Regions from separate parts of the Mus musculus genome. Here regions 2 and 3 are each linked to region 1. A link is a loop called in an ENCODE intact Hi-C map of the cell type or tissue named here. Cell type or tissue: heart. All regions are shown on one strand.

Evidence for each region. A loop is a pair of places that touch in the nucleus more often than their neighbours do. Peaks named below come from ENCODE experiments on the same cell type or tissue, not always from the same donor. Only the 100,000 strongest peaks of a DNase experiment are listed, where the experiment ranks them.
Region 2: it touches region 1 in a loop (2.3-fold over the local background); 3 of 42 quality-filtered maps call a loop at or near these places.
Region 3: a loop joins it to region 1, with 10 times the contacts of the local background. A loop is called at or near these places in 27 of 42 quality-filtered maps.

The regions. Positions count from the first base shown.
Region 1 is chr2:48,882,492-48,890,491 of GRCm38, reverse strand. Acvr2a (activin receptor IIA) reads right to left here. Exons shown (of 11, transcript NM_007396.4): 5 at 51-194. Among named protein-coding and RNA genes, the nearest start is that of Orc4, 63 kb to the left of the region's middle. In heart, a CTCF peak has its summit at 4,219 (motif pointing right); no DNase peak of the experiment used is centred here.
Region 2 is chr2:48,466,197-48,474,196 of GRCm38, reverse strand. No RefSeq gene overlaps it. Among named protein-coding and RNA genes, the nearest start is that of Gm13481, 13 kb to the right of the region's middle. In heart, no CTCF peak of the experiment used is centred here; a DNase peak (open chromatin) is centred at 4,646.
Region 3 is chr2:47,998,945-48,006,944 of GRCm38, reverse strand. No RefSeq gene overlaps it. Among named protein-coding and RNA genes, the nearest start is that of Gm52576, 170 kb to the right of the region's middle. In heart, no CTCF peak of the experiment used is centred here; no DNase peak of the experiment used is centred here; H3K27ac peaks cover 438 bases.

The sequences.
Region 1 (8,000 bases):
AGCTTTAAAAATACAGAAGTAGATAGACTAGGGAATTTCAATAAACATACCTGTATTGGAAATATTTTGACAGCCACATATTCATTGAGCAACTGGGCTTTCCAGACACAACCAAATCTTCCCCTTGCTTTCACTTCTAACAGCTGCAATGGCTTCAACCCTAGTAATGGGGAAGGTGGGGGTGGTCCTGGGTCCTAGAGATAAATAATAATAATGCTATAAATAAGTAGAAAATAAGACGTTGATTCTGAAATGAAAAAAGGGTGGTTATACTGAATAATGCTCTAACAGAAACCATGGCATATGAGGGACTATAACATCAATGTGACTTTAACTTCCAGCCTGCGAGAACTTAGATGCTAGGGCATTAGTGGGAACCACAAAGCAGGCAATGTTTAGCAACATCAGTGCTGCTGCTACTTAGGAAAAGAAGGTGAAAAGAGTAGGCAGCCAGTCTACCCAATGTTCGCAAGATGTTCTGTGAATTTCAGAACACTCTTAATAGTATGTCATTGGCCTTATTCAGCTTATATCTCTTAAAGGACACAGATTTTAAAAGTATCAAAACAGCAAAGTAAGAGCATTTCTCAAAAAAACAATCTCAAAATCTAATACTTTCTGTAGTAGCTGTCTAACATTAACTTTTTTCTTCATTAATTTCACAATGTCCAGTCGTTTCAAACAAGTATATAATCCCAGCACTCAGGAGACAGAGGCAGGTAGATCTCTATGAATTTGAGGCCACTCTGGTCTACAGAGCAAGTACCATGACAGAGAGAGCTACCCAGAGAAACCTTGTCTCAAAATAAAGAGAGAGAGAGAGAGAGAGAGAGAGAGAGAGAGAGAGAGAGAGAGAGAGAGAGAGAGAGAGAGAGAAAGAGAGAGAAAGCCAGGCAGTGGTGTACACCTTCAATCCCAGCACCTGGGAGACAGAGGCAGGTGGATTTCTGAGTTCGAGGCCAGCCTGGTTTACAGAGTGAGTTCCAGGACAGCCAAGGCTACACAGAGAAACCCTGTCTCAAAATAAACAAAAACAAAAACAAGAACAAAACAAAAAGAAAAACCACAAACAAAAAAGAGAAAGGTTTCTATAGACAATCTTTGTTCATTTTTACTTTTCAAGATACTAACAGTCCATCTCTTTAGCTATTTCCCCAAACTGACCAGAAATAAAAATCATTCTCTAAGAATAACTGAAAAGAAAAATAAAAGTATAAATAAATCTAGAAAAATGGTAGTCATAGTTGGAAAGATAGAATGTTGAATAAGAGACAAGAGTGCTACCATGATGGATCTTTAAAATAGGGCCAGGGAACTACATAAAGGAGAAAGAAAAGTGAGAACTCCCAATGCCAACAGAATAGCAACCCGTTGTTTAAAGTGTCCTCTCAGTTTACCGTCTGCAGCTCACGCAGAATGGAAGAAGCTTCTGGAAGCCAGCAGAACACACATCAGGAATGTCTCAGTGCTTATTTACATTTTGTGAGAAGGAACTAAAATTTTTGTGGCAAGGAGAGACTACCAGTAGCACTTTAGATACTAAAAGATGACATTTTATCCAAGATCAGTACATCTTGCCCTAACTTTCTTCTCCCCTTTTAGATCTTCATAATGTTCCACAACTTACAGTGCTCCTTATAGGCATCCTCCAGTCACTAGTCTGTTTGGGAGTCTATGAGTTTTCAATTAAGCATCAAAATTACCCCAGGGGAAAAAAAAAAGTTCAAAATATTTTATAGAAAAAGAATGCAACTTGTAGGTAGTCCTTTAAAGGCTTGAAAACTCCTATTTTTTAAAGTAAGGCAGAAGAAAGACTTCCTGTGATTCATTCTGAAGTCATGTTTGTTTTTAAATGTCTAAAAAATTGCTGTTCTTCTCAAATTAAAAATATAAAAGGTTAATAAAGCCAAAGTGCTTCCGTTTAGCAGAGTGACAGACCAAAGAGGCTATCTACAAACGCTACAGGAAGGCCAGGCTCACTGTGACTCTGTCTCTCTGGGAAGTTGCTATGGGAAGCTGATCCTCCCTTACCGTTCTACAGCCACCTCTGCCTGTAATAGGATTCTACTGGCATGGACAGGCTGACTGAGGGGACTGAAAGGAAAAGGCGAACACCAATCTAGCAAAGGCAAAGAAAACTAGACAGTCTGCAAGGTCCAAGAATAAACATATAAGTTTATAAAGAAATAACTAAATAGAAATGGCAATAATCAATTTTTCAAAGCAGCAATACTACAATCTTCAGATAACTGAACAGAGAAAAAAGGACAACAAAGCCACTGAGCAATAGTGTCTCTAGAGAGAACACACACATCTACTGTGTTCAGAATTGCACAGCTACAGACATGAAACAGGATTGAGGTCATGTCTTCAATAGCTCAGATTAATAATACAACAGGGAGTTCAAAGTATATTAAATGTCTTCTAGATAGAAAGATAAACTTCAAAGGTCCTATAGGATTACAGGGCTTCCCTTAGTAACATACTTTCGTCTCAGAGAGAAATCTGGGATCAACATTTGATATTACAATTTACTCAGAATTTTTCTATTAATTGCTACAAAACATACAACTGTCAAATTTTCTTAACAGTATAAAAAATTTAAATAAAAAAGCAAAACACTGGCCAATATTCAAAAAGGAAGAAAGAGATCTGCAAAGGCTCACTCTTGCCAATGATGATGTACTCTTATTATAGTTTTATATTCATGGATACCTAAGAGTGGGCTTAAAACTCAGCTTCATAATAAAAATAACTACACAATACAAAATACCAATCATTGATATAGCTTTTTGTTTTCTTAACAAGAAGTGATTAGAATGAAGTTTTAAATGTATCTCTAAAATCTAAGTTTTAATTATTGTATAAGGTATATTAGAAATTATTCTCAGTTTATTAGTATCAGAATAGTAATGTATTCAGAACACCTAAGACTTCTATCATTAAACATGTAAACCCCAAGGCAACAAAAGGGAACTTAAACTCTGTAACTCATGGCATCCGTGAAGCACAGCTTTGCCGTGATGCACAGAAACACTTGGAAGATAGCAATTCCAAGGACTACAGAATTTCTGAAAATCTTCCCTCGAGTTCCCAGTGCTGTTTCAACAACCATTCAATATATAAAACTTAGAAGACACACATCAGAAATGGCTCTGACTGTGCATTCCTTCTCAAGACATAAGAATGTATGCTGAAATTGCAGTTACTGGTAAAGTCTGACTGTCCAAAGCCCCTACACCGTGGCATTAGTATACCCATTCTGGGCTACTCTTTAAAGGGGTTAGCAAAGCCATCTGTCATCAAGTCTGCTTATTCCTGAGATACTTCTACATACTAATACAAACAGCCCTATCCTTCAAGGCAGCAACAGATTTGTCAAAGGTGTTATTTATGCAGCTAATTCATTAGCTAGAGATGACATTGGAAAATATAGATTTTAAGTTAAAAGATAATGAGCTAAACCAGAAAGTTATCTCTTATTTAAATGAGTAAGGCTGACATTTAAAGAACTACTGGGTTCCTAGGGCTAATGCCCTCATTAGGTTTTATCTTCCAATCAGAAGAAACCTTAGATAAGCATAAATACTGCTAACAATTCTTCAAAACCAAATGTTTTTACTATGTCAAATGAATAATATTTGGATACAAAAGAGAGGACTTTTATAACAAAAATGTAGATAAACTATAAGGGATGCAAAGTAAAGCAACAATAACACGACTGTAAGGACAAATGGCTGCTGTGCATCCACAGAAGCTTTCACAACCATGAAACAAACAGCAATGCGTCTTACCTCTATCATTATATGAAAGGCGTGCTTGTGAAGAAAAAACACAGGCAAAAGAAATTACGATTCGTATTCAGAATGAAATGAAAAATGACACATCAGTTACAAAGGTGAAAGAATGATTTAGCTTTTTAAGAGTTGACAGTGATTCAGCAGACTGTATTCTTAAGATAAAAATGAAAAACTCATTCCTTATAACCAGAGGAAAGTGTTATTTTAAAAAATATAAGGAAAAATCCTTAAATTACACCTATTAGGGTGGCAGTAAATAAATTTGGATGTAAAAATAACCCAAAATTACCTGATACAATGGGCTCAAGCCAGCAAGTAAAATAAATTTTAGATATTACATATTACTTGTAAAGATTTGAAAGTCTAAAGTGTGAGTGGTTAAACAGGCAATTCTGGGGAACAGGAGCTGCAATTAGATTCTGAACAGCAGAGGGCAGTATTGCCTTTAACAAATACCAGAAAACAAAGCCCTGAGGAAATCCAGCTCTCTCAGACCAGGGATTCTAAGAGCTTTTATGAGTGTGTGCATGAAGGTTAGGGAGCCACCTCAGGTGTCATTCCAAAAGTGCCATTTCCAAGTGACCTGGAACTCTCCAAGCAAGCTAGGCTGGCCAGCAAGCCCCAGGAATGCACCTGCCACAACTCTTTTTGTGCTGGGGTTGCAAACATGCATCATCAACCCAGCCTGGCTGCCTGTGTGGTTGGCAATTTTTCTATTCCCTTCCTTCCATGTGTGTTCTAAGGATCAAACTTAGGCTTTTGTGAGCTGTGATGTCTTTCCAGTTCTAGGGTTTGTCTGCTTTGTTTTATTTTGTGTTGTTGTGTTATTTTGGAGGTTTTTTGGTTGTTGTTTTGGGGTTTTGTTTTGTTTTGAGTTTTTGTTTGTTGTTTTTTGTTGTGGTGGTGGTGGTTTGGGGTTTTGTTTTGGGTTTTTTGGTTTGTTTGGTTTTTTTTAACAGTTTTCATAAGACCCTCTGAAATTTCCTACTTCCAGTGAGTAAATTATCTCACTCACATTTTTGGAATGTACTAGGTGAAACACAGAATAATGCTATGTGTGTGCTCAGGAAAGACAAACCAGGAAGAAAACACAAAGAACGATGGCCAGAATTAAATAAAACCTGGTGATAAACTAGCTCTGTTACAAACCTCCCTGTCCAGCTGTAGCAACATGAATAAATCAAAATATACCCTGACAGAACAGAGTTTAAATGACTTAGTCCACAGTCTGAATTAAGCAATTGTTAGCAGTTCAAACTATAATTCCGGTACTATAACAACTTTAAATTTAGGAAGTATGTAACAACTGAATAAGTAGTAGTCCCTTGGAAATAAGTATATAGGCACATTTCTCAGTCTGAGGATAGTCAGGTAGTAAAAGAGAACAAGTCACCACAAAAGAGATAACTGCCTGAATTTTAAATAAAGCAAAATACATGTTAGCCACTGCTAGGGAGCTTGAAAACTCCAACAGATGACACGTTCCCCCGCTGCCACTATTTCTACAGAGAACACTACCTGACAAAAAGAAATGACAATTCACTTTTCTATAGTGGTTGTTTGCTTGATATCATCCAAGGCTATTCATTATCCATCAAAAAAACAGCTTAATACTTCCATACCATGAGAGAACCTCTCTTTCACAGGGAATGCGAAGGCACAATAATTACTGGGATCTTGTTTACACACAAGAACTTTCAGAGCTCACAATGTCAGTGCAAGCAAATGTTACTCTTAATCTTAGAAAGTATTATGCCTATTCAGGAAACTTCCTAACTAATGGAGAGAGTAAGCTATAAAACATCCAACACAAAAACGAATGAAGACAAAACCAAACCTTTTTGTGCTAAAAATGGGCAAGACAAAAGCAAAAGAATTAAAATAACTAAAACAGATTTTTTAAGTATAGGTTTTTTTTAGATATACTTCTCAATAAAAGAACATTAGAACAAAAAGATACAAAGTAATAAGAGGAACCAAGGGCATGCTTTTTCAAAGTAGAAATAGTTACAGTATATAGTCAAAACAGCCAAAAGAGATCACTGACTATACAAATAGATACAACTGTATTCCCAAAATGGAAATGGTGGCTTTGAGTACTCAGCACTGAAACTGTATGTAACTAAAAATCAAATCAGTACCTTAATGCCAAGAATTAGGTTTCCAGATTAGAAAGAGACTTGCTGCTTATCATGAAGGAATGAAATTACTGTCAAACATCAGAAAATATAAAACTTTATTCACCCATTCATTTATCCACTCATTCAAACAATGTTTACTGACTATACTGTTCATGTCAAATACTAACTACTCAGGCTCTTATGAACTTCACAGCAGATAGACTATTAATGGTTTGCACTAACAAATGTATGATTAAAGAGTAAAAGCAGTAGAAAGAAGTCACTATCTTGTTAAGTATCTGTAAAACAACCTCACTTAAATAAACTGGCTAGTTTTTCCGTGAGGAGAGCACCCCGAAGAAAATAGATAAATAACGCAGTAGAGGGACTGAAAATCAATACTGGGACACATCCTAGATTTTCAATTACATATTCACACATATAAGTGCTACATTTATTGAAAACCAGATTTGGAAACAGCAATCGTTATCCTTGAATGGGAAGTACTAAGACATGTCCAGGTGGAACGATTTGGTAGGAGGTTAGCTATGCACATCTAAAATTCAAGTAAATCGTTCTAAACTACAGACTTGTATGTACTACTAATAAATACACACATAACATGGACTACAAACTCCTTTAATCCCAACCCACACACATACAGAGAGACAGACAGAGAGAAAGAGAGAGAGAGAAAATATCTTAAGTGTATCTAGCTAGCTAGATAACTAGTTTCCAATTGTATTTATTTTGACACCACAATAACAATGTTTTCTTATGACTATCAAGTGTGCATACTATGTGAAAACTGACAAATTCTGAATGTATCTTCTCTTAGACATTTAGTTATCATATATTCTTAGAAATATCACAAGTCTTCATTTCTTAGACAAACATATAAATATAAACAAACAAGAACAGAAATAAAATCCATAGAGGATAAGACAGTAACTTCAGAAAAAAAGTTTCTGAACTAGAAAAAAGGCATAGATTAATAGATGAATAAATCTGATGCTGTCATATGGGTCAGCCATGACTCTGTTAATTAGATCCCAAGTTTCTTCATAGTTTCTCTCCTTACTTTTCCCCAAAACAAACAAATAAAAAATGCACTGTGGATAAAAATAAGGACTCTGAAAAGATTCCCTAATCAGTTAGCAGCACAGGGTTGCCAGCACGAGGGTGGAAAGTCTCCAGGAGATACAGAGAAAGCACAGTCTCCTCTTAGTAGCTGTTCAAAAGCTGAGGGTTATGACTAGCTATAAAGAAAGCTTACCTTTATCTAATTTAATGTTTATAACCTCTAAGTGAAGATGAAAAATGAAAATGAGTATGTGTACATAGAAATAAATTCTGGTATGCGAAAATTATTTCACCACCAGGCTGTATAAGCACAAATAAAACCTCTATTCAGGATGAAACAGTAAACTCTAATTAATTTTTCTTAATTTAGTTTTCTATGGACTCCATCAAATTACTTATTTGAAAATAAGCTGTTCAACCAGTGGACAGTAACTCCTGAGTAAATCCCACTTGGATCGGGATTGTAAGTCAGGTCATTTTACCTTTTCTCATCAATAAAATGAACTCGATAGAACAGGTATTTTAGAGTATTACAGCAGTAGCACTTTCTATGAAAGTCACTCCTTCTGGTCAGTTCTGAAGCTGTGACAGAAAGGCCAATGACAGCTGACATTTACTGAGCGTTTTAACACTGGTCAACACCTCAAATGCCGTGTGGGAGTGCGGAATGCCAATCAGATCTGTCCTCCCTACCACTCCCTGCAGAACCTCTTCACCTTCATTTCCAAGTAGCAAAGCTCAATAAGCAGCTGGTTTGTTTTCATCTTTACTTGTAACTGTGAGCTCCAAGAGAGCAAACCGAGAGCATCCTGTACAAGTACTAAACAGATGCTCAGTGCAGGACTGAGAGCAGGTATGCGAGCGCCAAAACCAGAAAGACAGCCCACAGTACTACTTCATTAACAAATGAGCTTTTCTACTTCTACTATTTCAAATTAGAAGAAAAGGGTTTTAAAGCAGTGGCACAGCAAGGAATAAAGGAAAAGGACATGAGGTA
Region 2 (8,000 bases), 420 kb after region 1:
GCAAGATGGAATTTGGCTAGATGGAAATGATCTTCAAGCGTTTATGAGTGAAAGGGTGTAGAGATATAACTGGAAAGATCTCACTTTGTGTTGCCCCAAAGTGACATCAATAGAATATTAACAACCCGACTGAAATGGTAATTTTTTGTATTCTACCCATAGTCCTTAGCCATAGCCAAGTGAGTGTTTCCTTTTTGATATCCACCTCAAGTTCTTCCCACTCTCCTAGTCCTCACACACCATTTTGTTAATTATTTATCTTTAAAACTACTGCTGCTTGCCCTAACTAGGATGGCCACCTCAGTAAATATAACATACAACTGTCTCCACCACTAACAGATTTCTCTTCCTTCTCCTCAGCCCCATCCCCCTCATCTAAGAGTGACAGGCTCTTTAAGAACCTCTCCCCCACCACACTTTCTTCTAGAGAACTCTGTTTTTGAATGTCTGTTTGGGTGTCGTAGCTATACATTTTCACATTTACTTTTATGGTAAATTTTCCTCCCTTGAATACCTATGCCCCACTGAATGGGTTATAGTTATTTGTCATCTTCAGTATTAGTTTCTGTTTTACATTCATTCATGTATTCAGTAAGTATTTACTGAATGTCTGTTCTAGTCCAGACATTGTGCTTGGCACTGGTAGCAGGAAGAAGAGCAAGGCCAGGGGGCTGAGCTCAAGCAGAGAAAGATTGCTTGTAAGATGCTCTGGTTTGGTATGTGCCTAGAGACAGATAAAAAGTGAGGACTTATAGGAATTTTAGAGAGGAGGGGACCCCTAACTTCAGCAGAAAAGCTTCACATGGGACTGGGATGGATCTTGCAAGAGGCGTTGAAGAGGAAGACTGTTCTAGGAAGAGAGATCAAGACATGCTGAGGCAGAGGTATGACGTGGCCTGGTGTCTTTGGTGACTGATGAGCTGATAAATGGTGCTTAAGAAACGCTGTGTGGATGTGGTTTGACAGTGGGGAAAAAGAGATGAAGGTGATAATCTGGGACCAGCTTGCCACAGGCCTCATCTGCTGTGTGAGGTGGAGATGTTTGTGCATTTTGTTTTCAGAGTACAGTAATTCACAAGAAAAGAACAGACAGACTCAGAGTTATTTGATAGAAGTAGATTTCTGGTACAGAGATGGGCAAACAAGTCCCAATCTTAATTTTAAAAAAAAAAAATGAGGTTGGACTCCTGGATTTTGGAAAACAAAACAGGAAAAGCTAGGAGCTGTTGTAGATGGGATAACACAACCAAATAGATGACAGTGCTAAGAGACATGCAATAGAGAAGGATAAAGGAAGACCTTAGCTGAGAAAAGACCTTTGCTATAGGTGGGAGGCTAGGGGCTATCTGGTATTCAAGCTATGGTATTCAAGTAAAGGATAAATAAGTTGACAGTGTTCCCACAAGAACCACGTACTAACAAAACACCTAGTATCAGGCAACATAAACTTCCTTTTGGAGAGTTGGCCAGGGTAGTCTAACTGAATTCCAAAACAAAACAGAATATGGACAGTAACTCTTTGTTGTCTCTCAGGAGTTGGACCCCCATTGCTGAAGACACCAATCATTTAATGTATAAGACTTGATGATTCAAGGTGGCTCTGAGTTGAAAGCCTCTTCTCTGTGTTCTAGCTTCTATGAAATACGATCAAGGCTTCCAAGAGAGGGAAGCAATAAAGAGGCCTGCTGAACTGTAACACCTATGAACCTTAACAATGACCAGCATGGCAAGATACCCACGAAGGCACACTGATTGGCACACAAATGTCAGTCACCAGCTGTCTAATTGAACTTCAAGGCCACTCAACAAGAGAGATGTCACTCATGATACTGAAAAACTAACTAGCTTTCCTGGGATAGGAAGCTAATGGACATTAGCAAAATAGCTGCTACTATCACTTGCTAGAGCAGCATATTCTGTCCTATATTGTAAATCTTATCCTTATACCCATAGGTAAATGTAGCTACTACCCCCCATCAGATAAGCCTCTCCATACAGCAAACTATCACAGCAAACTATAACTGGACACAATGTAGAAATCAACAGATCATGGGATCCTAGCCCCAGTGGATACATCTGCACCACAGCTTCTGTATTTATGGTTTGGGGAACATCAGGGAAAAGGAGGCTGGAAGATTTTAAGAGTCAGATTACCAGGTTGTCTTCTGTGAAACAGTCTCTTGTAGAAATGGCTAAATAAACAAGACCAGAACAATGGGAACATCAATAGACATATTAATGAGAAAGGGGAAATTTTCGCTGGGTCCCAACTTTAGACAAAGAACTGCAAGAACTAATATCACACAGCTGGAGGAAGGCATACTAGCTTCTCCCAGGGAAGATCTTTATTGGTTTTCTAATGCAAAGAGCCTTGCTCTGAAACCATATACACACAAGCAACAATAGCCTCAGCTGGCTGTATTATTAGATTTGTATCTAACAATAATAATGATAAGCGACAAAGGGCTATCAAATTGTGATTAGAGAGGGGGAGCTTGTGAGGGATTAAAGGGAGAATACTTGGGAGGGAAATGATGTCATCATGTTTCAATTAAGAATATTTAGGAAAAAATTCCTTTAGGGAGGGTATAGAGCTTGAAGGGGAGGAGGGGGAGGAAGGAACAGGTGAAGGGACAGGCGAGTAAGAGGTTGCTGGCAGCAAGATCTCTCAGGAAACAAGAGGCCATAGAGTCTAGCAATAAGGTAAAGGTTCTCTTTGACTAGATTGGGGGAAAGGTAAGACTCCAATGACTGAAAGTAGTAAGCCTAGTTCTTTTTCTCTTAAATCTGTTATCATTGGTTGTTCATGTGGCATTGACTTGCAGATAATAAATATCTTAATTTAGAATAGTTTACATTTGGATGTGTAAAACTCACGTGTTTCTTGTTACTTCAATATGGTTTCTATTTCCTTATAGGAATAATGTTAGGATCTTTCTTTCTCTCTCTCTTTCTCTTTCTTTCTTTCTTTCTTTCTTTCTTTCTTTCTTTCTTTCTTTCTGTCTGTCTGTCTGTCTGTCTGTCTGTCTTTCTTTTTCTTTCTTTCTTTCTTTCTTTCTTTCTTTCTCTCTCTCTCTCTCTTTCTCTCTCTCTCTCTCTTTCTTTCTTTCTTTCTTTCTTTCTTTTGTTGTTGCTGTAACCACATTTTTCATAGGTAGAAGTTTTACATTGTGAAAATTTAAAATCCTAGGGGATGAGCTATAGACACTGGCTGCTTAAGATGTAGTTGGGCAAGAAGCAACAGTAGCTCCCATGGAACTGGTTGGAAATGCAGTTGTGGGCTTCATGGTAGACCTGCAGTTCAGAGTCAGTTCAATGGCAACCCCTCGAGATCTGGGTGCATATCACAGTTTGAGAAGCGCTGGGCAACAGACCCCCTTTAGAAACCTCTCCTGCTCCAAATTCTGTTTTTCTACCACCTTTGCTGCTTCACTGGGACAGCACCATGACTGCTGCAATTATTTCCTACTTTCAGGAGCTGTGGCCCCTTGACAAAGTCTGATAAATTTGAGTTTTAAAAGAGGTAGGTTAGTTTGTATTGACTCTCCTAAGATTCTTCATTTTAATATTAAAACCAAAGGATTATTAATATATGTATATTGGGCTGGGGATATATTTACCCAACATATGCAGAACCCTGGGTTTGGTCCTTACCACTGGGGGAAATAGATATAATGGAATCCTCCTAGTATAGCATATAAAAGAAATTAAAGCTGACATTACTAAAGTACTTTTAGTTTACTGTTCAGGCTCTCTCAATGATTTATATTTCATATAACTTAGAAGTTCTCAGCTGTGTGCCTACCTGTTAATAAAACAGCATTATTGTTCATTGCTGTTGTCTTGCTCCCTGAAATGTAGTTTGTAAGATCATCAATCCTTTATGATATGTAGAGCATATGAAAGGCAGGGAGAAGGACATGTTGCTCCCTGAAGAGCTGTCATTTTAATTAGAAGGCAAAGGCAAGGCAGAAACACTGGGAAGAGACAAGCCTGGGGTCTCATGCCCTTTCTGTTCCCAATGCCTTTGCACAACGGCATTTGGCTCAGTTTCCAGTGGGTACCACGACTGCCAGAGATTTGCTTGTTTAATTGACTTTTATTGCTTTGCTTCAAGCTTTTAAAATATTTGCAACTCAGGCAGAGCTTGTGTAATTCTGGGTACTGATGGATGAGTATAAAGATCTTTTGAAAACAGTTTGTTAGGAATGATAGATTATTTCTTCCGGGACTTTGATTTACATCATCAGTAAATGAGCAGTAACTGATATTTTTTAAGTAGCAAAATCGAGCAAACTGTCTTTTGTTAAGAGTCTCTACAGCAGCCCGGTGGTAGAACTATCTAGACAATATTCAACATGGCTGGCTTTTCTACTTTAGTACTATTGTTAGTTTTTTAAGAGAAGAGGTGAATTCCATCTAATTGGATTAAAATTTGTCTTTCAAAGTAAAAGCAAATTATGCTGAGCGTGGAATTTCAAACCTGAGCGAAAAACATCTGAATACTGGGTGTTCATCTTTCTAACAAGCTTAGCAGATGGATGGGAAGTGATGTTAGCTGTTTATTTCCTCAACATATCAATATGTGAGGATGTGGTGCAAAATATGGTTTTCCTGCAAATGAGCAGAGCCCTGCAAGCAAAGTGCACGCACTGTGTTTGTGCTCTGAAAGGACTTCAGAAACTGAAGGGCCACTATTACTTAAAAATCTGCTCCATGTGTGTAGCTCATCAAAATCTTAGAAGGGTTGCGATCAGGGGTTGAAAAGATGGAATTGTTTCAGCTACTAGTCTGAGCATGTTGAGGGTGCTTAAAGAGTCCTTTCAGTCAGGAAACACAAGGACAACTGGAAAGCTATCTGCATTCATGGCCTTTGAATTTAAAAATAAAAAAGAAAGAAAGAAGAACTTGCAAATCTACCAAAAAAGGGCAGTGTGTGTCAATTGATTCCCCCCTCAACATTCCCCCCTCTCCCCCCCACCCCCCGCCAGATTTTAGCGTGTATGTTTGTGACCAGAGAGCTTTCTTGGGCTGTCTATCAGTTAAGAAATAGGCCACAGTTGGCAGCAGTTTAATGGTCAATTGGCTTTATTTGAGAATGCTTGTAGAATTAGTCATCGCAGCAATGTGATGATTTTTGTGGGCCTTATCACCACTGATCAAGAAAACAATTAGCAAGTTGGGAAAACCAACATATGAAACTCCGAGAGCTGTCTTCTTTTTCAGTATGAAGACAGCTTTCTTAGTTTTTGGGGTGGGGGGGAGGAGCTCATGATAAATTTTCAGTGCTTGTTAAAAACTTTATTCATCCATTGTTACTTATTTTGTTTAAGTGGCTGTTGTTTTTTTTGTCATATGGATTACGGGTTGCCTACAAGTCCTGGAAAATAGTAAAAAGTCCTTTAGACCAAATGAAAGCGATCCTAGTTTCCTAAGGATAAAAACGAAGTGATTCAATGTTAAAAGATTCAGGCTCTGATGCATCAAGGTCAGCCATTCATTGCCCTCATCCCACCATACGACCGTAATCCATGCCTTGGCCGCCCTAGCCTTGGTTGTATGTATGAGCATTCCATCAGCTTAGCACCTCTAGGACAGAGGTGGGGACAGTCTGAGACACTTACACTGGGAGAAATGTTTTTATCTCAGTTTCTGAGTTGAGAGCAACACCTTAAAACTGAGAAGTGGCAAGTGTGAAACTTTGCCCCAAGAACTAAAGATGAGTTCGTGCTGATTGGCCGGGAGGCCTGAGGGGTTGCAGACAAGGCCCAATGGCATCTTGTTTTCCCGAAACTGTGTGTAGATATTCTTGGGCTTTTCAAACAGAACTATCTCATGGAATTGTGTTATGCTATCACAGTGCATGAAGCAGAAAGCTCACTTGCTTGAGAGTTTAAAAGCTTGTTTTGTGGCTTCTAGAATTCTCCATTATGTTTTTGAGGTTTTTCTGCATATAACAGAGAGAGAGAGAGAGAGAGAGAGAGAGAGAGAGAGAGAGAGAGAGACTGACTACAAGCGAGGGGATGGGGTGGGGTAGGGGGGACATCCTAGTTTCATCATACACCAGAACGCAGAGCAGCGCAAAGGGAGGGCTGAGGTGAGCTGCTCTGCAGGACTCGGGGCATGGTGGCTTGTTTTACTACTTGTTCACTTGGCATTTTAATCGTGTTCTCTCCACATGTGACAGGATTTATTAAATTTCTGTCAGGCAGTACTCTCACTGTTGCCACTATTAAGGTGGATTCATTACAAGGAAGGATTTCTGTCAGCACTTACACCTTACTCAAATAGTGGCTAAAACACACAGGGCTTGGATTCCTGGTTTTGCCAAATCGTAAATGCTGTTTTCCATGCATATACCAGACGCTCACACTCAGGCTACTGCGGCAGTTTAATAAGGACACAGAAAAGTGCAGGAAGGCCAAGAGCATGATGGGAAGGGGAGAGCACAATGTAGAGAGCCTACCAACTTCTCAACGGTCTTGCTTTATATAGAGTGTTCATACTTTCAATCACTTTAATCTCTCTAAAATTTTTTATTTCTAATATCAATTGATTTCTTCAATCTTTTTGGTTATCAGAGACTTGTGGAATTGCTGAACTGATGTTCTGAGATGTGAATCATTATTTATTTTCTCTAACAGAACACTTGACAAATATTAAAAGCTCTTTTCTAACCTTGAATACTCTGTAGTCTCTCTCTCTCACACACACACACACACACACACACACACACACACACAAAGCTTTGGAATTGACAAGTACTGGTAGGGGTCATAGTTTTCTATATCTATCGTCTATCTATGTATGTGTGTTTCTGTGCTTATAAATGTAAAACTTAGCCTTTTAAAAAATTTAAACTTTGTAATGAGTCTGGAGAGATGGCTCAGTCAGGAAAGTACTTACCTGTACAAGAGGAACTGTATTCCGTCCTCAAAACTCACATAAAAAACAAAATTGAGCATAGCTATATGTGCTGGTAATCCTAGCACTGGAGAGGCAGAGCTAAAAAGACACCGGGACCTACAGGCCAGGGAAAGAGCCTACCTCAAAGTCAAAACCTAGCAAGCAAGGCGAACGGCACCAGGAACTGCACACTGGCCTCCATATGTATCCATACAGAAATGCATGTGAACCAACACACACGTGCCCCGTTTGCTTTGTTCCCAACTCACAAAGTCGTGAAATTAAAACTTCGTATGTAAAACGCCTAATAGTAATGGAATGGGAAGATGGTTCAGTTGGAAAAGTGCTTGCTACACAAACATGAGGAGGAGGTCAGATACCCAGCACCCACAGAAAAGCTCAGCGTAGTGGCATAATCCCAGCACTGGGCAGATAGAAAGGGCAGATATCTGAAGCTAATTGCCAGCCAGCCTAGCAGAATTGAGCTCCACTCCAGTGTGACCTTGTGTCAGAAAAGAAAGTGAACAAGTCATTGAAGAAGACACTCAAGGTTATCCTCTGTCTTCTATAAATATGTACATATATGCATGCACGAACACACACACACACACACACACACACACGCACGCACGCACGCACGCACGCACGCACGCACGCACGCACGCACGCGCGCATGCGCGCACAAACATACACACACATACACACACAAACTCCCATAGCACTGTATATATCCCCATATACCATGCATATAAAACTAAATAAAATGCAATAACTAAAAGTATCAGTGATTAGACTGCAGGGCACTAACACTTTGCTTTCTGCTCTTGCCAATTAGTGCTCCTTGATGCCTCAAGTGAACTCCTGAGCGTTAATGACTAAACTTTTAGTCTTTTGGGCTGTCAAGTAATAAGGTAATGAGGACCATTCAGAGAATTCCTTGCTCCAGTAGCCTTAGTCCTCATCATACCTGTACAAAGTAACAGATAACAGTAAATGTGTTGAATGATAGAACTTTCTTTGATCTACTTGTAAACATGCAGGTTGCTCTTGAACTAGAGACTTTGTGACTCTCTCTTCACTCACCCTTTTAATGA
Region 3 (8,000 bases), 880 kb after region 1:
GAGGCTCTGCACTTTAGAAATTTGACAAATGGTTAAGGCATGTGCTCACTCAGAAGGATGGAAACCATGAGCAACGACGGGAGGAAATATTAGAGGGCAAGATTGCAATGGATGTGCAGTTTATATAGTTAACGTACTGGGAAGGTTTCTTCTTCTTTTTTTCAAACCATTTGGGAAGGTGGATACAGCAGTTCAAGAAAGGAGTTGGCATAATCCTGACAAGTTAATTAAGCTTTCACTTCTGAGTATTATATGTATAGTGAGGGGGGAAAAAAACCTTAATTTTCTTTGTACTGTCTGACAAAAAAGAAACACAAGATAAATGCAGGCAGATTCTTTTAAAGTTGTCCTTATTACTGATTCCTAGTCTGCAGAACAGAGGTTTTAGGAACTGAAATCAGAACAAATGAAAAGCATCAGCATCTTTTATCTTTTCATAATTTGCATTGTATTTACATATATTGGTAGGTATGAGGATGTTATTCACCAGGATATGAACTTTCAAGAACTGCACAGTTGATTTCATGAGTGGGCAAAGTAAATCTTACATGGTGGTAAAATTCACCCACCTTGTTCCTTCCACTTGTGTGGTATTAATTTTGAGTTTCTATTGCTGTACATCATGACCAAAGCAACATATAGAAGGAAGAGGTTATATGAACTATCAGTCTTAGAATTTAAAGTCTATCATGGCAGGAAATCTGGCAGCAGGGCATAGGCAGCTCAGAGCTCAGCTCTCAAACACAAGCAGGAAGCAAAGAGAGGGAACTCAAATAGTGGGAGTCTTTAAATCTCAAACTGAGTTATTGCCAGTGACACACACTCTTTAAAAAGAAAGTACCTCCTAAGACTCCTCAAACATTGTCACCAAATGGAGACCAAGCATTTGAACATTGGAACCTATAGGGGACCTTCTCATTCCAACGTCTACAGGTCCTAAGCAAAATAGCAAGCTGCAAAGATAAACAATTTCATATTGATTCAAAGTTCCCTCAAGGTTCCTTCAAGGTTATTATTATTTTTTTTTCAATGTCAGCTCCAAGATGAAGGGGGAAGATTGTATCAAGGATTCGGTAATCTGCTTATAACAACTGTAAGAAGTTGGCCTGTTCAGAGTCCACGTTTGTAGGAAGATTTGACTCTAAAAATATCATTTCGTCCCTAAACAGAATCCATCTATGTTATGCTTACGTGACACAGACTGTGAACCAATAGTGGATACTATATGAAAGTGCATGTGGGCACATGCATATTTCAAAGCAAGGTTTGTTTTTTTGTTTTTACTAAATGAGATATTTTTATAACAAAATCTTTTTCACTCATTTTATAAGAATGCAAATATTTACACATAAACATTGTACCCAGTCCATTCAAGTACACCCGGATCATAGCTCTCATTCATTTCTTTGAAATTATAAACTATTAGGAGGGAGTAAGATGTGGCCTAACATTACGTTAATCATTCTGACTGATAGTACAGTTGTGTATGTTAGGATTTTCTACCTCAGGATTCCTTTACTTTTTAATGCTAGGCTAAAAGTCCTTTAGCACAGAGATTCCTTACTTTTCAATAGTTGGTAGAAACAGTAATGTACAAATGTCTACAAGTAAGGTAACCCAAAGAATACGAATCTGCCATGAAGTTCAAGGACAACTAAAGCTTGTCTTTGATAGACCTGACAATGTATATAAACTATTATTGACTCACAGAAAGAAATACAAAAATAAAGGGAAATGCTTACTTTAGAAATTAAAAACAACTTTGTTTCCCTAATATGCCTCTCCTCATCCTATAGTCTATAGTCTTGAATGGGAACTGTGAGATGTTTTCCAATTGAAATCACTTGTCAGGAACATAAGAAGACCAGGTCAATGGGCTGGCTACTCATTGCAATTGCTGTTTGCTATCACAGGGATTGCATCAGTTAGAATTAGAAGTCTTCTAGAGAAAGGAGACTTTTCCTCAGAACCTGTTTATGTTTCTGGATTGGAAATCCTTGTATAAATCAATAGCATTCAGCCTAACCATTTTAACCTCTTGTCCCGCAGGCCTTTAAGCCAACAAGTCCCAAACATGCTCAAGTATCATTGCCGACAATTAAAGACTGGAAAGATTCTGAAACCAGAATTCTTTTGGAGTAAACGCTATATTGTTTTGTTTTCTGTTTTTTGTTTTTTTTTTTTTCCTTTTCTGTGTAGTATACATTGTCATGCTTTAAAACACAATATCCAGGGATCCTAAACTCATAGAGTCATTCTTTTTCTTCTAGAACATCAATTTACAACTCAAATGACACAAGTATTCATTAAATACTTTAATATAAAAGGCAAAACACACCATTGTCATTGACTCCCAGATTGGTTCCTTGGGTCATATATAGAAGAAATAACTTTGTCTTGCAATGTACCTGATTTCTACAAGTAAGGTAACCCAAAGAAGACGATTCTGCCATGAAGTTCAAGGACAACTAAAGCTTGTCACCATGGTTTACGTGTGAGTTCACACATGATGACTCAGCTGCTCCATGCCAAACCCATCCTGAGTCCTGTGTAAAACCACCACAGCACAGTCAACCTCACATTTTACAATTGCCTTCTTTATGCTGGTTTTGTTTCTTTTTGTGTTACAGTTGGCTCTCTTTGAGCTGATAAGCCATGTTAATTGTGCGAAGTGAAATCTGCCATTGGGATTACCATGAAAGACTTCTGATAGACACAGGTTTACACTTAATAAAAACCTCACAGAGTTCACTGCTCATGCTTTTCCAATTCATTAGCAAGTTAAGCAAGCCACCTGAGCTCACCTTCCAATCCCCTTGTTTCTTTCTTTCTTTTTTTTAAAAATTAGATATTTTCTTCATTTATATTTCAAATGCTATCCCAAAAGTCCCCTATACCCTCCCTCTGCCCTGCTCCCCAACCTACCCACTCCTGCTTCCTGACCCTGGCATTCCCCTGTACTGGGGCATATGATCTTCACAAGACCAAGGGCCTCTCCTCCTAATGATGGCTGACTAGGCCATCTTCTGCTACGTATGCATCTAGAGACACGAGCTCTGGGGGTACTGGTTAGTTCATACTGTTGTTCCTCCTATAGGGTTGCAGACCCCTTTAGTTCCTTGGTTACTTTCTCTAGCTCCTCTATTGGGGGCCCTGTATTCCATTCAATAGATGACTGTGAGCATCCACTTCTGTATTTGCCAGGCACTGGTATAGCCTTACAAGAAATAGTTATATCAGGGTCCTGTCAGCAAAATCTTGCTGGTATATGCAACGGTGTCTGCTGGAAAAAAACCCAGATGTCCCTTAACAGAGGAATGGATACAGAAAATGTGGTACATTTACACAATGGAGTACTACTCAGCTATTAAAAACAATAAATTTATGAAATTCTTAGGCAAATGGATGGATGGATCTGGAGGATATCATCCTGAGTGAGGTAACCCAATCACAAAAGAACTCACATGATTTGTACTCACTGATAAGTGGATATTAGCCCAGAAACTTAGAATACCCAAGATCCAATTTGCAAAACACATGAAACTCAAGAAGAGGGAAAACCAAAGTGTGGATACTTTGTTCCTCCTTAGAATGGGGAACAAAACACCCATGGAAGGAGTTACAGAGACAAAGTTTGGAGCTGTGTTGGAAGGAAGAACCATCCAGAGACTGATGCACCTGGGGATCCATCCCATAAACAGCCACCAAAACTCTGGTTTCTTTCTTTCTTTCTTTCTTTCTTTCTTTCTTTCTTTCTTTCTTTCTTTCTTTCTTTCTTTCTTTCTTTCTTTTAAGTTTTTCAAGACAGGGTTTCTCTGTATTGCCCTGACTGTCCTGGAACTTACTCTGTAGACCAGGCTGGCCTCGAACTCAGAAATCTGCCTGCCTCAGCCTCCCGAGTGCTGGGATTACAGGCATTCACCACTTCTGCCCGGTTTTGAATCCACGACATCCTCTGAAGGAAGACTCTGTTTACAGGACTGTTCTTCAAGGTGTTTTACCTCGAGTCCTAGATTCATGTTAGAAACATCCACTTCTGTTGTAATGGGGTGGCATATAAATAACAGTTCCACTCTCACTCTTCATCACTGATAGATCACATTAAAGGAGACAGATAGGACTCACAATCTAGCCCCTCTGCCTTCCCTTTCATTTCACTTATGGCATCATTTGCTGGAGAAATACTTGAAGCAGTCTGCTTGTGAGCAAAGCCACATGGCCTGATGCTTACCTCAGGTACAGTTTTCCAAGTGGGGCTTGGACTGAAGTCATCAATGTTTAGGTTACTACAGAAGAGGAAAACGGAAATTAGACACTTAAGGTTAACAATAGCAGAACAGGCCCAAAGCCATACAATTCTCATAGGGAGCCCTAAAAGCAGGCATGCATACATGTATGATCAGAAGGATGGGCACATGGAACATTGCCAGTTAGACATGACAAGGTTTACATTTCGTCAAAGTATTAAAAAACATATTACCCTCAATTAGTCAAAGAAAAAAAGTGTCGGTGTGAGTAGAAAGACTGGGAGAGCAATGCCAAAAATAGCTACGTATGGACTGCAAACAAGTGCTGGTGATTACGCACAGCTGGGAAGAGTTTAGAACTGTGTGATTAATATAGTTTGGGCTTTAGCTTCGAGCCCGGTTCCTCATTGTAAATGTGCCCCTCCCACATGTTTTGCAACACTTGCTGTAACTGTTTATTTTCTCCAGGTTTGAAAAGAAATCAGGCTGTAAACCAAGAGACAACTGAGTTCAATTGCCAGCGATGTGGCGTCACCTTATTGGTGCATTTAAGAACGATGGTTCACAAGTCATAAAATAACTCCTCCCTGGAAACACTTTGAATCAGATTCCTTCTACAAAGGTGCTTGAATTGCTGATGTTTACATAGTAGTTGATCAAGTACAGAGATCTCACAGGTTCCTGTTTGTTGAGTGCTTAAAAATATCTCCTGCGCCATCTAATGGAAACAATGCAAACTACAATCGGCTTTGGAAGACAAAAGCTTCAGGCTCTTCCACACAGATCAATGTAGAAGGGATGAAAGCTGGATCAAATAACAGTCTCTAAATGTAATGGCTTGGGGAATTGGCTGTTTTATAGTGAATTCAAACATGCCCAGAGTCTTATGATTTTACAAAGCAAATGAATTAAAACACAATATATCTATTCACAGCAGCGAACAATGGCTCTAAAAAACATTATTTGCCAAACAAAGAATTGGAATATTCCAGTCTTTATTTATTTATTTTTAAATACTAATTTATTGGCATGTTAATTTTGTGATTTTTGTCTCATCTATATTTTAAGTACAATGTCATTTAATTTTAAAGGTATTTCTCTTTTTCAAAAACTGAATTTGATGTTAGAATCTGCCCCTAGAATTTTAACTTCAGGAAATTTAAATGAAAGAGAAGCAATTTAAATTAACTGCTGTGGTAATGTTGGGGCTATTAACAAAGAGAATCACACTCCCTGTCTAGAGTCAATACAGGGAACTGTCTCCTGAGAATGTTCTACAAGGTCCAGAAGGCTATTTTCTTATGTCGACTTATACTTTTTAAACCGTTGTTCAGCATACGTCACCTTGGTCTAAGAGCTAAGTATAGTCATTACCACTTTTTACTAATCCAGAGAAACACAGCGAGCACCAGGAAATGTTAGTTCTAGAATCACTGCGTTACGGATACCACCTTAGTTATTTTTTTAGTTGCTAAGACAAAAACACATGACCAAAGCAACTTATAAAATAAAGTTTATTGGTCTTAATAGTTTCAAAGGTTGAGTCCATGACCATCCTGTCAGGGAGCATTACAGGCAGCAGGCAGGCAGGCAGCAGGCAGGCAGCATGGCAGGCAGTCATGGTGCTGAAGAAATAGCTAAGTTTAAGTGTTTTATTTATTTGGATTTTCCTTTTGTTGAAAATTAAAATTTTTTAATATAATATATCCTGATTATAGTTTTTCCTTTCTCTACGCCTACCAGTTCCTCCATACCTCCACATATACCTGGATCAACACTCTTTCTGTTTCTGATTAGAAACCAAATATGATTTAGAGATTATAAATAATATAATATAGTAAATATAAATTAAGATACAACAAAAACTAACACATAGGAGTAGAAGAAGAGCAAACAAATAAACAAACAAACAAGAAATGGAAAGAAAAGAGACCAAAAAAGGGGACAGGAATCTCATATACTTATATGCAAATAGAAGGCAGGAGAGAGAGAGAGAGAGAGAGAGAGAGAGAGAGAGAGAGAGAGAGAGAGAGAGAGAGAGGATGAATTAGAGATGGCCTGGGCTTTTGAAACCTCAAATCCCTCCCTAGAGGCACCCTTCCTCTAACAAGGTCACATCTCCAAATCCTTACCAAAGAGTCTCATCAATTAGGGACCAATTATTCATGTGTGTGTGTGTGTGTGTGTGTGCGTATGTGTGTGTGTGTGTGTGCTTGAGGAGGTGCTCTTATGCTTTAATATGTGTGCACAGGTTAGTTTTATCCTAATGATAATGGATCTATTTTCAATTGTTTCTAAACATTTAGCTCCTGGCCAGAAGGTGTTTCTCCATTAGGCTCAGAGAGACTTCAAAGATTTTATTCCTTAGTCTTGAGACAGTGGCTTTCTGATCCAAACACCTTGTAAATAGTACGTTTAGATGGCAGCCTGGTTTGTTGGCAGCTTGTAGATGAAAATATCCTATTGTAAGAACTCATGGTATTACCTTTTCCAGTGTACCCCAAGTCCCAAGCAGAGGGTTGGGCATATATTAAATATTCAGCAGAGGTAAGCGGTTTATCGTACCTTAAGAAGAGTCAGAATGTTCTCCTTTGTAGTTTATAAGGAACAGGTGGGGATTCCACAATGACACAGAAGCTAGGAAAGTCCTGTCTGTCTTCTCTATGTTTCCTATGATCCATAGGTACCTTGCTGGTATAGATGAAGAGGTATGCTTTATCCAGAAATGTGGAAGAAAGGAACGATGATAGGATGATTGGGGGCGGGGGTATTATAGCTAAAGGAACTAATTTAACCAATACTAATAACATTAATAACATATTTAACGTGTAAATATTGAAGTTCCTTAAAAGAAAGGAAATGCGTGCTTTCATTTATAACCCTTTGTTCTGCTTAATACTGTTATACTTGTAAAGGTTTCCAAGATGAGTTAACAATGAATAAATTAATAGGAGACCATTAATTTTAGTTTCGCTGAAAATGTTGGTTTTTGGATTTCAAGTAAACAGCACTAAAAGCAAACTCTGCTTTATTTGTTTTAAATGAATATTAGTCATCTTATGTAGCAGTTCGGTGACTCTGAACTACAATTGTAAAAAAGGGTACGGAAAGCAATGAGTTAATGCTTATCAAGCAAAATAGCTCTTTATGCTTGTGATGCCATTCTTGAGACATAATATTATGGGTAGGATACTCAAGTAGTGCTAAAATGGCTAGATAAAAATGTGAATATTTATTTTCTTTTTTTAATGGGCTATTTTATTTGTTTACATTTCAAATGTTGTCCCCTTTCCTGGTTTCCCCTCTACAAACCCCCTATCCCACTCCCTTTACCCTCCTTCTTTGAGGGTGCTCCTCCACACACCTACCCACTCCTGCTTCACCACCTTAGAATTCCTCTACACTGGGGCATGAAGCCTTCACAGGACCAAGGGCCTGCCCTCCCATTGATGGCAAGATAAGATCCCTTCAGCTCCTTCAGTCCTTCCCGTAACTCCTCCATTGGTGTCCCAGTGCTCAATCCAAAGGTTATCTGCATCTGTATTGGTCAGGATCTGGCAGAGCCTCTCAGGAGACAGCTGTATCAGGCTCTTGTCAGCAAGCATTTCTTGACATCCACAATAGGGTCTGCATGTGGGATGTATCCCCAGATGGGGCAGTCTATGGATGGCCTTTCCTTCAGTCTCTATTCCACTCTTTGTCCCTATAGTTGCTCATTCATAAGTAAAATCCTAAATACTAGATGTTATTTGA